Regions from separate parts of the Homo sapiens genome. Here region 1 is linked to region 2. The links are chromatin contacts, found by Hi-C or POLR2A ChIA-PET in ENCODE. All regions are on one chromosome and are shown on one strand. The core of a region is the stretch at or near the end of the contact, and the rest is flanking DNA. Distances in the headings are between cores, read along the strand shown.

What was found. A loop is a pair of places that touch in the nucleus more often than their neighbours do. ChIA-PET counts read pairs that join two places held with the same protein, here RNA polymerase II (POLR2A). Pooled maps may share reads with other maps.
Region 1: a pooled map shows a loop between it and region 2 (4-fold over the local background). The contact joins the enhancer-like site here to the promoter of ZNF546 in region 2. A Hi-C loop is called at or near these places in 1 of 50 pooled maps. POLR2A ChIA-PET finds 5 or more read pairs at or near these places in 2 of 52 experiments (GM12878 and activated CD4-positive, alpha-beta T cell).

The regions. Positions count from the first base shown.
Region 1 is chr19:41,324,296-41,331,298 of GRCh38, forward strand. CCDC97 (coiled-coil domain containing 97) reads left to right here. Exons shown (of 5, transcript NM_052848.3): 5 at 1-578. It overlaps TGFB1 (transforming growth factor beta 1), which reads right to left. Exons shown (of 7, transcript NM_000660.7): 7 at 6,028-6,915. The coding sequence ends at 6,757. Among named protein-coding and RNA genes, the nearest start is that of CCDC97, 18 kb to the left of the region's middle. RefSeq lists enhancers at 397-1,166, 1,167-1,936, 2,265-2,404, 3,347-3,868 and silencers at 806-905, 2,515-2,564, 3,104-3,623. Within about 2 kb of position 2,941, at least 35 of the 41 ENCODE cell types and tissues checked have a DNase peak (open chromatin) inside an H3K27ac peak, as active enhancers do; they include GM12878, where a contact is called at or near this core.
Region 2 is chr19:39,991,294-39,998,309 of GRCh38, forward strand. It overlaps ZNF546 (zinc finger protein 546), which reads left to right and starts at 5,767. Exons shown (of 7, transcript NM_178544.5): 1 at 5,767-5,864; 2 at 6,568-6,622; 3 at 6,955-7,016. RefSeq lists enhancers at 4,915-5,416, 5,402-5,581, 5,417-5,916, 5,589-5,883 and a silencer at 6,702-6,801.

The DNA.
Region 1 (7,003 bases), core at 1,691-4,190, 1.3 Mb after region 2:
GGAGGCCTGGAAAGATGTTGCTTCCTCAAGGCCACTCGGCCATCAGAGGCAGAAATGAAACAGGAACCCAGGCCTAGAATCACAAAGGTCCTAGAAACCACTTGGCTGTCTGGCCTCTCAGGTGTCAGGGCCATCCAGAGTGAGACAGCATTGGAGGGACAAGTGTGCATGCAGATGTCCTCAGACGGGAAGGTTTGAGAAGGGTCAGATGGTAGGCGGGCCTAACAAGGGCTCCGTGCTAGCCACTGTCCCGCACACAGACAGGATCAGGTCATCTTGATATGGAGATCAGTCCCCAAATCACTGAATTGTCCCAGCAGTGCTATGCCCTAGGTACTACCAATATCACTCCTCTATTTCCCAGAGGAGGAAGCAGCAGCTAGACTCCAGGACCTTGGGGTCATATCTCTCAGAAAGCCAAGAGTGCAGGATGAGAGCTGTCTGTCTCTTACCTGCCTGTATTTGTGCCCCATTTTTAAAGAGCAGAGGGCCTGGGCCACAGGAAAGGTATCAGCCCTTGGTGATAGGCACATTTTTTACCAGTCTATCATTTGGTCATTAAATTTGTTTACAATATACTTTGCTATACGTAAATTTGTTGTGTAGGTTTTTAAAAAGCGATGAGAGACACAGAAATTGAGTCAGAATTAGGGTTAGTCAGATGGTCAAGACGTGAGCATCTAGCTGACAGACAGAGGTGGAGCCAGTCCCAGGGACAGGGATTAGATGGGGAGACAGGAAGAGAGGTGGAGACAGAGTGGGGTAGGGATGACGGGAGACACACCCCCTGGTCACTGCCTCTGAGACCTGGGGGTGGTGGGCCCCAGGGCGGGTGCCTCCCATCCCCCTCCCAGTTCTCCCGGGGTCGGGGTAGGTGGAAAGGCTGAGTCAGGGAGGGCGGGCCCCGCTGGGAGACAACCCCTAGGTGGGCATCCGGCCCCCACCCCCGTGTCTCCTGTCCGTCCTGGCCCTGGCCTGGCTCGCTGGCCTGGCCGCCACCCCGCCCCCCACGTCTGACACCTCCATGCGTCCTGCCAAAGCAAGCTGCCTCCCTGCACTCTTCCCCCTCCAGCTCCAGTCACTCTGTCCCTCTGTCCCCCGTCCCTTCTCCCTGCTTCTGTGCGTTTCTTTCCAGCCCTCTGCCTTCCTCCCTCACCGCCACTGCTCTGTCTTCTCGTTCTGTCTCCACACCTCTGGCTGTCGGTGTCTCCCCGTGACTTTCCGTCTCCCCTCTCTCTCCTCCCTTGTTTTTCCCATGCCTCTCCCTCCCTCCCTCCCTCCCTCTCCTCCCCACCTTTTCCACTCCGTGTCCCCAGCCATTCTCCATCTCTGTTCTCAGCTCCTGTCACCTCGTTTCCCCATCCCTTTCTCTGCTGGAGTCTCCCTCTGGGGGGCTCTGTCCTCTCCTCACTTTGCCCTTTCCCTCTCGCTGCTGTGTGTCTTGGCCCGCCCCCCGTGCCCCCCATCTCCTCTGTCTCCCACACTCTGGGAAGCCCGGCTGGGATATCCAGGTTGGAGCCTCACTGGCGGCCACTGGAAACCCAGAATGAGGGGTCATCGCCTCTCGCCCACCCAGAAAGGGCGCAGGAGGGGGCAGCAAGGTTGCGGGGCCTGTCTGGCCAGAAGGAAATGTCTGTGCTGTGGCCTGGTCACCCCCGCCCCCAGGACCTGCTGGGCTGCTGCCGCCCCCGGCCGGGGCTGAGGCCGAGTAAACACAGCAAACACAGCCGCCGGCAGCCTGGGATATTTATACCGAGGCTGGGCGTGGGTCCAGTGCCCACCACAGCCCCTGCCCTGCCCTGCCTTGCCTGCTGCCACAGCCAGCTCCGAGCCAGCGTGGCACCAGCCGGCAAGGGGACGCGCCGCAGACACAGCCTGCGCTGGGTATGGAGGCCAACAGGCACTGGCCGCTCATGATGCAGGCGGCTCCATGGACGCACCCTGTCCCCCTCCCCTGAAAACACCAGCACACAATGTGGACCCACACTCGCAGCTGCTCACAAACACACATCCACCCCTGCTGAGAACGCGAAATCCCCTCAACGATGATGCAAAACAGACCCACACAACTCCACACACTGCAGTCACCAGCCTACATGTGGGAACACAGCATGCAGACACCACCTTAGCACCTGCTCACAGCACCCACAGGCTGGGAACACCAGTCCCTGAGATGGACACACAGCCCCGAAGTACAGCCCTCCCTCACACAGACAAACACTGAGAACCACAGGAAGCATGCTGGATGCACACCACGTAGACAAACATGCTCAGAATACCAGCGACACATGCACTGATCACAGTGCAACCCAGAAACAACTCAACTCATCTGCCTCATATGTAAGAAACACACACGGCCGGGCGCGGTGGCTCATGCCTGTGTCTCAGCACTTTGGGAGACCAAGGTGGGTGGATTACAAGGTCAGGAGTTCGAGACCAGCCTGGCCAACATGGTGAAATCCCATCTCTACTAAAAATACAAAAATTAGACGGGTGTGGTGGTGGGTGCCTGTAATCCCATCTACTCGGGAGGCTGAGGCAGGAGAATCGCTTGAGCCTGGGAGGCGGAGCTTGCAGTGAGACAAGATCGCGCCATTGCACTCCAGCCCAGGCGACAGAGCAAGACCCCGTCTTACACATATACACACACACTCACTCCCCTCTCCTGGAGAAACACCATTCCCACAGATGATTAACATATGCAGAAAACACCACATTTCAAGTCAAACTTACACTTAAAAATGCACAAATTTACACTCAGAAGAACAGTGAAGATGTTGAGAAAAATATCAGACACACAATATGCCCCAGATACATGGCCGACTTGCAGAATCAAACAGTGCCAGAGCATAAAACCCACAGAAAATACAACAGCTTGCCCAGCAGAAATACAAAATGCAGACGCACACCCCAGAAATGCAGCGCAGCCACAAACACACGGAGCTAACACGTGCTGGGGACACACATAGACAAGACCATCCATACCAAACAGCACACAGGCCCCCAGAACACCCATGCCAGACGCAGCTCACGCCACAAAGCTTGGAATCACGCACACAATAAGTTCCTGAACACACAAATCCGAATCCACACTGGAACCTCAAATACTCTGCATGTCCAGAGACTAAGGGGGAAGGGGCTTTCTCTCACCCACCAATCTCCCCACTCCCCCTTGCTGACCCGGGTCCCAGGCCCGTCTTGGGGGCGGGGGAGGGGGCAGGAAGGCCTGAGCTGGCCTCCCCCAGCAGCTTCCTGCCCCACGGGGGCTGGACAGGAAGCTGGGGCTCCAGCCGGAACCCAGGCTCCCCCCACGACTTCCCTCTGTGGCCCCGGGCCGCCTGCAGAGGCAGGGGCGGGGCAGGGGGAGGAAGCGGGGAGCCCCAAACCCCCTGCCCTGCCCCTGCGGTCGGCCACAGGCGGGGGCAGACTTGTCCCGACGGGGCTGAGCCACCCATCGGGCCTGGGTGCCAGGGTGGCAGGGCAGGGGCAGTGCGCACGCGGCCAGAGGAAGGTGCTGAGCCCACAGTTTCCCCTCCCCGCCCTGTGGGGCTGTGCCAGCTCAGCCGGCAGCCCTGGGCAGGTGGGCGGGGTGTGTCATGAGGGCGTGTTGGGCAGGCCGACCACACCGCGAATGTGCAGCCAGCACTTGTCCTCAGGCCGAGGCACGAGCTGGGGCTGGGCATGTGAGGGCCGCGTCTGCCACCCTGGGGGTGTGTCTGCTCCGTCTGGGACCCTGGGTGTGACAGTGTGTCTGGGCGTGACGTGACGGGGTCGCTGCAATCTGTGGGGCCCTGTGGGACTCCCCAGGCTGGAATTGTGCGTGTGTGGCGGAGGGTGTGGGATGTCAGACTGAGTGGGTAAGACCGACCTGCTGTCTGTGAGGTTGTGACGTGTCAGACCTCTGTGTGGGGTGTGTCTGGTGGGACTGTGACAGGTCCGACTGTGGACATGCACCCTGGACCTGTTTGTGACTGTGAACCCATGGAGGAGGAGGTGGCTGTTGAGGGATCCATTTCCTGTCCGGGCTCTGATGCCGTGATGCGTGTGCGTGCATGACACTGTTTGAATCAGTGTCTGGTGTGCGGTGGTTGCGACCATGACCCTGTGGAATATATTTGTATATGACTGTGTTGTGCCAGGTCCCTATTGAAGTCTCTGCTCGTGTTGTGTCCCAGTGAGGCTCCGAGGCTGGGTGGTGTTTACGTGATGGGCTGACACTTTCTCTATTTGTATCTGTGTATATGTGGGCTGCAGCTGCTGCCAAATGACACAGCCCATGTGTTACGGGCCCTGCAGGAATCTCTGTGTGTCCACGGCGGCTCTGAGAGGTGAATATTTGTGTAGTGTGGGGCACCGTCCGTGTTTCCCGCCGTGTGAGTGTGTCTGCATGTGTACACGCACCACATCCTCATAGGGCTGCAGCGATTACAGCCGAGTCACTGTGTCCTAGCTTGTGACTCTGCCTCTTGGGGCCAGACCTCAGCATCTCTATACCTATCCATTTGTTGGCATGTCCTTGCATAGTGAACTCCTGCCTCCCCACTCCTCCCTCAGCCCTGTGTGCTTTGGGACCTGAGGCCAGAGGAGTAACCACATTTCTACCCCTATGCTGAGCTGGGAGGGCCCCAGGTCCCTGGCACCCAGACCCAGTGCTGCCAACAGCTCTCATGCCCACAGGCAAAGGAACCGCAGCACTCATACTGTCCTTCCTCCCAGGACAATCACTGGGTGTGGGGAAGTGAAACCTAGGAGAAAGAGCAGAAACTGAGAGGCAGGAGAAAGAGGAAGCAGGAGAGAATTCACAAGCAGGACCATAGCAGATGGGAAGAAATGGAGACAGCAGAGGGAGACCCACCTGTGGCTGCTGCCATTTCTTGCCTGGACAGCTGGTCTGTCTGTGCTCACCCTCACCCTGACACTTCTGTCCACTCCCAACCATGAGCAAGACGGCGGACCCTCTGAGCGCCTAGGTCAAACCCTGCCATGGCTCCTGTCTTCCTTGAGTGCAAGTTCTTTTTTTTTTTTTTTTTGAGATGGAGTCTCACTCTGTTGCCCAGGCTGGAGTGCAGTGGTGCGACTTTAGCTCACTGCAACCTCTGCCTCCCCTGTTCATGCGATTCTCCTGCCTCAGGCCCCTGAGTAGCTGGGATACAGGTGTGCACCACAATGCCAGACTAATTTTTTTTTGTATTTTTTATTTTTATTTATTTATTTGAGATGGAGTCTCACTCTGTCTCCCAGGCTGGAGTGAAGTGGCGTGATCTCGGCTCACTGCAACCTCCACCTCCCAGGTTCAAGCGATTCTCCTGCCTCAGCCTCCTGAGTAGCTGAGATTACAGGCGTGCGCCACCATGGCTAATTTTTGTATTTTTAGTAGAGACTGGGTTTCACCATGTTGGTCAGGCTGGTCTCAAACTCCTGACCTCGTGATCTGCCCGCCTTGGCCTCCCAAAGTGCTGGGATTACAGGCGTGAGCCACTGCGCCCAGCCTTTTTTTGTATTTTAGTAGAGACAGGGTTTCACCATGTGGTCCAGGCTGGTCTCAAACTCCTGACCTCAAGTGATCCCCCTGCCTCAGCCTCCCAAAGTGCTGGGATTGCAGGTGTGAGCCACCGTGCCCAGTCTTTTTTTTTTTTTTTTTTTAAAGATGCAGTCTTGGCTGGGTGCGCTGGCTCATGCTTGTAATCTCAGCATTTTGGGAGGCCGAGGCGGGCGGATCACCTCAGGTCAGAAGTTCGAGACCAGCCTGAACAACATGGTGAAACTTCGTCTCTACTAAAAAAAAATACAAAATTAGCCGAGCATGGTGGCGCATGCCTGTAATCCCAGCTACCCAGCTACTTGGGAGGCTGAGGCAGGAGAATCGCTTAAACCCGGGAGGCAGAGGTTGTGGTGAGCCAAGATCTCGACATTGCACTCCAGCCTGGGCAACAAGAGTGAAAATCCGTCTCAAAAAAAAAACATAAAAAAAAGATGGAGTCTTGCTTTGTCACCCAGGCTGGCATACAGTGGCACAGTCAGGGCTCACTGCAGCCTTGACCTCCCAGGATCAAGTGATCCTCCCACCTTAGCCTCCAGAGTAGCTGGGACCACAGGTGTACATTTTTTAAAAGTGTTTTGTAGAGATAGGGTCTCACTATGTTACCCAGGCTGGTCTCAAATGCCTGGATTCAAGTAATCCTCCCATCTCTGCCTCCCAAAAGTGCTAGGATTACAGGCGTGAGCCACCCCGCCTGGCCTGAACTACTATCTTTTATTGTCTTCTTCACTATCCCCCACTAAAGCAGGTTCCTGGTGGGCAGGAACTCCTCCCTTAACCTCTCTGGGCTTGTTTCCTCACCTTTAAAATGGGTGTTATCAGAGTCCCTGCATCTCAGAGTGTTGCTATGGTGACTGAATGAGTTCATTAATGTAAGGCACTTCAACAGTGCCCAAGGTGCTCAATAAATAGATCTAACTACAGTAGTGTTCCCCACTGGTCCCCTGTGCCTTGATGCCGGGCAAAGGAATAGTGCAGACAGGCAGGAGGAGGCAGAGAGGGAGAGAGAGGGAGTGGGAGTGGGGGAACGTCAGGGATGGAGACCCCAGGCAGGCGCCCAATGACACAGAGATCCGCAGTCCTCTCTCCATCTTTAATGGGGCCCCAGGTGGGCTTGGGGCACGGGTGTCCTTAAATACAGCCCCCATGGGCAAGGCAGCGGGGGCGGGGCGGGGTGGGGCCGGGCCTGCCGGGGCGGGGCGGGGCGGGGCGGGACCTCAGCTGCACTTGCAGGAGCGCACGATCATGTTGGACAGCTGCTCCACCTTGGGCTTGCGGCCCACGTAGTACACGATGGGCAGCGGCTCCAGCGCCTGCGGCACGCAGCACGGCGCCGCCGAGGCGCCCGGGTTATGCTGGTTGTACAGGGCCAGGACCTGCGGGCGGCGGGCGGGGTCAGGGCTCAGGGCTCGTGGAGGGAGGAAAACGGCCCTCCACTGCCCCATCCCCCACCCGCTACCGCGC
Region 2 (7,016 bases), core at 4,517-7,016:
AGGAGAAATAGATAAATTCCTAGAAACATACAACTTTCCAAGATGGAATCCGGAAGAAATAAAAAGTCTTACTTCTCCTGGGACCCCTGGAATCATGGCATATTCTGAACAAGGGGAGAAACATATTGAGCAGAGGCTCTTAGAGGAGAAACCACCTGGAATGACTCATGAGAAGATGGCATCTGGAGTAGAGGCTATTACTGGCCCAATACAGAACACTGTTCACTGGGACTTCCCTTACACCAGCATCCAGTATGCTCCCACCCCCATGCACCCTTCGGAGGTGCATGCTCAGCAAGGGGTATAAGAGTACCACTGGCAAAACAATGCTTAATCCATCTGGCAGTCATCCTGGCCCTGTGTTTTCCTACATCAGGGCTAAAGGAGGCCAAGGGGTGGCAGAGTGTCAGAACTGATTCATTATTCCAAAGTGCACTTTTGCCTCACTTTCGAGGCATTGAGACTTTGCTGTGGACAGTCTTATACTGTCTCCTCGCAGGGCATGGCCTTCTCTGTGCCTTGTCCTTGTTATGCATCCTCCTGTATCCCTCACAAAGGAAGAGATGGAGCTGTTTGCTAATCCACTTTCTTCTTGAGCAGTTCATGTTGTATGAATAATAGCAAAACCTCTAGGTCACATGTGACTTGTTTAAATACTGTACATACATACCTTGGTGTGTGTGTATATATATATATACACACACACACACACACACACATATATACATATACATATATATATATATATATATATATATAAAATACACACTTGTACATGAAACTCGTAGAATTCAAACCACATCCCATATGGGCTCTGAATATCCTAGGTAGTGCTTGGTGCAAGAGAGAAGTTTGTTGGCATATAATTCACCTTATCACCCCTGTCTCTTTGTCATAATTCTGCTAAATTATTGAGCCTCCATCACATCCAGTTTCTTATGGACATTCTAGTCTCACTCAGAACTGACTCAAAGTTCGACACACACTTTTTAAAAATTCCTCCTAATTGAAACTGTATATCCTTTGACCAACATCTCTCCAACCAACACCACCCCTGACAGGCCCTGGTAACCACAATTCTACGCTCTACTTCTATGAGTTCAACTTTTTTAGATTCCACATATAAGTGAGATTACACAGTATTTGTCTTTCTATGCCTGGCTTACTTCACTTAACATAATGTTCTCCAGGTTCATCCTTGTTGCAAACAACATGATTTCCTCCTTTTTAAAGTCTGAATACTATTCCATTATATATATGCCATTTCCTTTCTCCACTCATCCTTTGATGAACACTTAGATTGCTTCCACATCTTGACTATTGTGAATAGCGCTGCATTAAACATGGGAGCATAGATATCTCTTAAACATATTGATTTTATTTCCTTTGGATATTGATATAGTTTAAATGTGTGTCCCTGCCCAAATCTCATATTGAAATGTAATCCCCAATGTTGGAGGTGGGGCCTGGTGGGAGGTGATTGGATCATGAGGGTGGAGTCCTCATGAATGATTTAGCACCATCCCTCTTAGTACCATCCTCCCAATAGTGAGTTCTCATGAGATCTGGTTGTTTAAAAGTGTATAGCACCTCCCCCTCACTCTCTTGCTCCCGCTTTTGACATATGACATGCCTACTCCCCCTCTGCCTTCCACTATGACTGGAAACTTCCTGAGGCCTCCCCAGAAGCAGGTGCCATTATACTTCCTGTACAGCCTGCAGAACTGTGAGCCAATTAAACCTCTTTACTTAGAAATTGCCTAGTCTCAGGTATTTCTTTATAGCAATTCGAGAATGGACTAACAGAAAATTGGTACCGAGAAGTTGGGCATTGCTGTAAAGATGCCTGAAAATGTGGAAGCAGCTTTGGAATTGGATAACAGGCAAAGGTTGGAAGAGAGTTGAGTGCTCAGAAGATAGGAAGATGAAGGAAAGTTTGGAGCTTCTTAGAGACTGGTTAAATGGTTGTGACTAAAATGCTGATAGTGATAACGGACAATGAAGTCCAGGCTGCCAAGGTCTCAGATAGAAATTAGGAACTTATTGGGAACTGGAGAAAAGGTCCCTTTTGCTATGCCTTAGCAAAGAGCTTGGCTGCATTGTGTCCACACCCTAGGGATCTACGGAAGTTTGAACTTGAGAGTGATGACCTAGGGTATCTGGCAGAAGAAATGCCTAAATAACAAAGCATTCAAGATATGGCCTGGCTGCTTGTAACCACCTATGCTAAGATGTGGGAGCAAAGAAATGACTTAAAGCTGGAACTTATATGTAAAAGGTAAGCAGAGTGTAAAAGTTTGGAAACTTTGCACTGGCCATGTGGTAGAAAAGAAAAGTTCATTTTCAGAAGAATTCAAGAAAGTTTCTGAGCAACCATTTGCTAGAGAAATTTGCCTAACTAAAAATGAGGCAAGTGCAGATAGCCAAGAAATGGGAAACAGGCCTCTAAGGCATTTCAGAGATCTAAGAGGCAGCCCCTCCCATCACAAGCCCCGAGGCCTAGGAGGACAGAATGGTTTCATGGGCCAGAATTGACCTGTGCAGCCTCAGGACATGTCTCCCTGCATCCTGGCTTCTCCAACTCCAGCTGTGACTTAAAAGGGCCCAGGTACAGCTCAGACTGCAGCTCCAAAGGTTGCAAGCCATAAGTCTTGGTGGTTTCCACATGGTCTTAAGCCTGCAGGTGCACAGAGTGTGAATAAGGCTTGGGAGCCTCCATCTAGATTTCAGAGGATATGTGGAAAAGCCAAGGTGTCCAGGCAGAAGCCTGCTGCAGGGGCTAAGCCTTGACAGAAAACCTCTACTAGAGCAGTGCAAAAAGGAAATGTGGGGTTGGAACCCTCACACAGAGTACACACTGGGGCACTGACTAGTGGAGCTATGAGAAGAGGGCCACCATCTTCCAGATCCCAGAATGGTAGATCAGAGCAGCCTCTGAGCCTGAACCCGGCAAAGCCACAGGGGAAGAAATACCCAAGGCTGGAAGCCCACCTCTTAAATTGGTGTGCCCTGGACATGGGACATGGAATCAAAGATTATTCTGGAGCTTTAAGATGTAATGATTGCCCTACTGGGTTCTGATCTTGCATAGGGCCTGTAGCCTCTTTCTTTTAGCCAATTTCTCCCTTTTGGAACAGGAATGTCTATCTAATGCTTGTACCCCCATTTTATCTTGGAAGTAACTAACTTGTTTTTGATCTTACAGGCTCATAGGAGGAAAGAACTTGCCTTGTCTCAGATGAGACTTCAGACTTTGGACTTTTGAGTTAATGCTGGAATTAGTTAAGACTCTGGGGGACTGCTGGGAAGGCAAGATTGTATTTTGAAATGTGAGAAGGCCAGGAGATTTGAGAGGGGCCAGAGGCAGAATGACATTGTTTAGATGTGTATCCCAACCCAAATCTCATACTGAAATGTAATCCCCAATATAAGAAGTGGGGACTGGTGGGAGGTGATTGGATCATGGGCGCAGATTCCTCATGAATGGCTTAGCAGCCCTTTGTTTCCATCCTCATAATAGTGAGTTCTTATGAGATCTGGACATTTAAACGTGTGTACCATCTCCCTCCTCACTCTCTTGCTCCTGCTTTCACCATGTGATGTGCCTGCTCCCATTTTGCCTTCCACCATGATTGGAAACTTCCTGAGGCCTGCTCAAAAGCAGATGCCACTATGCTTCCCGTACAGCCTGCAGAACTGTGAGCCAATTCAACATCTTTTCTTATAAGTTACCGAGTCTCGGGTTTTCTTTATAGCAATGCAAGAATGGACTGATACGGATATATACAGATATATACAGATATATATAGTGGGATGACTGGGTCATATAGTGGTTATATTTTTAATTTGAGAAAACTCCGGATATTTTCTATGTTTGTACTAATTTACATTTCCACAAATAGTGTACAAGTGTTCCCTTATATCCATACCCTCACCAACCCTTGTCGTCTTTTGTCTCTTTGATTACAGCTATTCTAACACTGTGAGGTGGTATCTCAGTGTGGTTTTAATTTGCATTTCTCTGATGATTAGTAATGTTGAGCATTTTTTCATATGGACACTTTTTTTTTTTTTTTTTAAAGATGGAGTCTCACTCTGTCACCCAGGCTGGAGTGCAGTGGCGCGATCTAGGCTCACTGCAACCTTCGCCTCCTGGGTTCAAGCAATTCTCCTGCCTCAGCCTCCTGAGTGGCTGGGATTACAGGACCCACCACGCACCACCACACCCAGCTAATTTTTGTATTTTTTTAGTAGAGACAGGGTTTCACCACGTTGGTCAGGCTGGTCTCAAACTCCTGACCTCACGATCCGCCCACCTCGGCCTCCCAAAGTGCTGGGATTATAGGCATAAGCCACCGTGCCCAGCCTTATATTGACACATTTTTAAGGGATTTGGGGGGGGGCAGGGGTTCTTTGCAACAATGTAAACATCCAGTCCCTCATCAAACTTTCAATTTTTTTTCACGTACTAATTTATATCAGTTTGGAATTATGATTCCCTCTGTTATTTAATGGGTTTTAATCTATAACTAGCATTATTTATTTTGATGCTCAAACCATGTCAAGTTTGGTCAGTGGAAGTCCCTTCAATCTGGTTTCCATGTCCTTTGAACACGTCCCCACCATTCTTTGAGCACTGCCTTACTTTCAAGCACAAGATGTTCCAAGTTCATTCTGAACTTTCCCTTCCCCAGCTCTGGAATCTGCCATTTCTCCATGGAGCCTTGCTCCTTTCAGTGGAGCATGGTATTTAGGAACCAAGGGCTGACTGCCTAATGTGCTTTCCAAGTATAATTTCCTCAGTCCAAGCTTTTCAAATTGATCTGCCAAAGACCCATTGCCAAAGATCCATTGCCAGAATATAAGAGTGGAAGGAAATTCTTAATATTTTTTGAAAGTTACTATTATTTTCATTTTTCTCTTTGTAAAAAATTCATTTAATTCAATATAAAAAGACAAAAATCTTTGGCACATAAATCGCAACTCTCTGATGCAAATGTTTAAATAAAGCTGATACTCCAAGAAGACGCAACATATTCTCTTTATCCCACAGACATATAGGCCTATGGTTGCAAACTTTTATACACACACAGAGTCACAATTCCACTGGCACCCGTGATGTTCCACATCCAGATTTTCCAAATCACACATTCTCATCTTCACATAGCCTTGCCGGCAACCACACGGCATAGTACCACATTGTTACGTCAAGCACAGCCAGTCTACCACAGAGCCTGTCGTCCCATTGACCAAAGTCACAAAAATCACAGCCCCGGGTATTTACTGTGGTTTTCTCCAGTCAGATCCCTTCACTCACTACACACTGACTCACACTCAAATTACACACACGCGGAAACACAACCCGCCAGAGCCAGAGAGGTTCCGTCGGTCCCGCAACCCTCACAGTGCCACACACACGCGCTCACAAGGCAAATACAAATGGCCAGGCACTCATTCTTTACAATACACATATTAAGCGCCTATTATGTACTACACGCCGGGACTACCTCAAGAGGTGAAACAAACAAAATCCTGCCTGGCGGAGCTATCGCCCAGTCCCGCACGCACTCGGCCTCAGGGTCACACTCGGCGGTCCCACGCTCAAGTGGCCCGGCCAGTGGCCCAGAGGCGTCTGTTCTCCTCCTCAGCTTCCTGCGTGGGTTCCTGGTAAGTGAGTCGAACCCGCCGGATGCGCGCGCGCCTGCGCCTCCGCCCAAAAGGATCAGTTTCCGGCTGTGGACTACATTTCCCAGAAGCCCCTTGGGCAGTGTTGCCTGGACCCCAAGGGCCCTTTACATTGCGTTCTTAACGGTTCAGTCACCTTAACCGTTATTATTCACTTGCGGGCGAGAAGTCCGAGCTAGGTGAGGCGGAACGGGACTCTTACGAGTAGGACTGGGGATAGAACTGCCGCCCAAAGTGAGGCGCTCCAGGGCCCAGACCTGGCGTGTCGTGCCCGCAGGGAGCCTCAGGCCTGTGCGTGCTTGGGGAGCGGAGAAGGGAAATTGTGTGACAAAATGTGGCAGACGGTGTATGTGTGTGTGTGCGCGCGACGGGGCGCCTGTCAGGACCGGGTTGGGCGGGTGTGGGTGCGGGTGTGAGGCTGAGACAGGTGCCTGGCTCTCTGGTGTGTGTCACTGACCCTCTACCCTCCTCACGGCCTCGGTGTTTGCACACAGCAGTGTCCCCAAGAGGGAAGTCAAATATCGAGCTCTGGGATGAAGGTTCCCAGCAAGAAGGTACAGACCTGGGTTGGCGATTGGACTTTTGAATTAGAAGTGTCCCTAAAACAGACTCCTGGGACGACAGGTTGGAAGACTGCGCAGTTGGAGCCGCTGTGTGGGCAGCTGCATGTTTCAGAACCACTGCATTCCCATACCTTTGATCTAGAAACCTGGTGTGAGTTCAGAGACAGATCCCAGCCTCACTCTCACACAGCTGTTATGTGCGTGAGGTCAGCACAGATGTGGCGCTGGAGGGGATATTCTAGGTCGGTCTGTGCTCTTAAGAAAGGCCTGCTGTCTCATGATTATTTTTCTTCCCCCATTCTGCTATTCATCAAAACAGGGATCCTGAAAAGGAGGGAACAATTGTTGTAGCAGGTCTAAAAGTTCAGGTCCAGGTAAGTTTATATTTCCTTTTTATTCATAAAATGGAAATCACACATTCTAATCCTCACACAGCCTTGCCTGCACCCAGTCATACGGCGTGGTACCACACTGCTATGTCAAGCACAGCCACAATCTACCACAGAGCCTGTCACCTCATTGCTCACAGTCACAAAAATCACATCCCCAGGTACTTTCTGTAGCTTTCATTTGCATTTTTCCCTTTGAAGAAGTTCATTTGATTCAATCTAAAAAGACTAAATTATTTGTCACATAAATTGCAACTCTCTGGTCTATATCTTTAAGTAAATCTTTAAATAAATGCATAAAATGTTTTTGTTTTTAGGAAATGGAAACATTGCTTTGCTTTTCCTGAATTGTCCAGTGACCTATCCCAGGCCTTCCTTT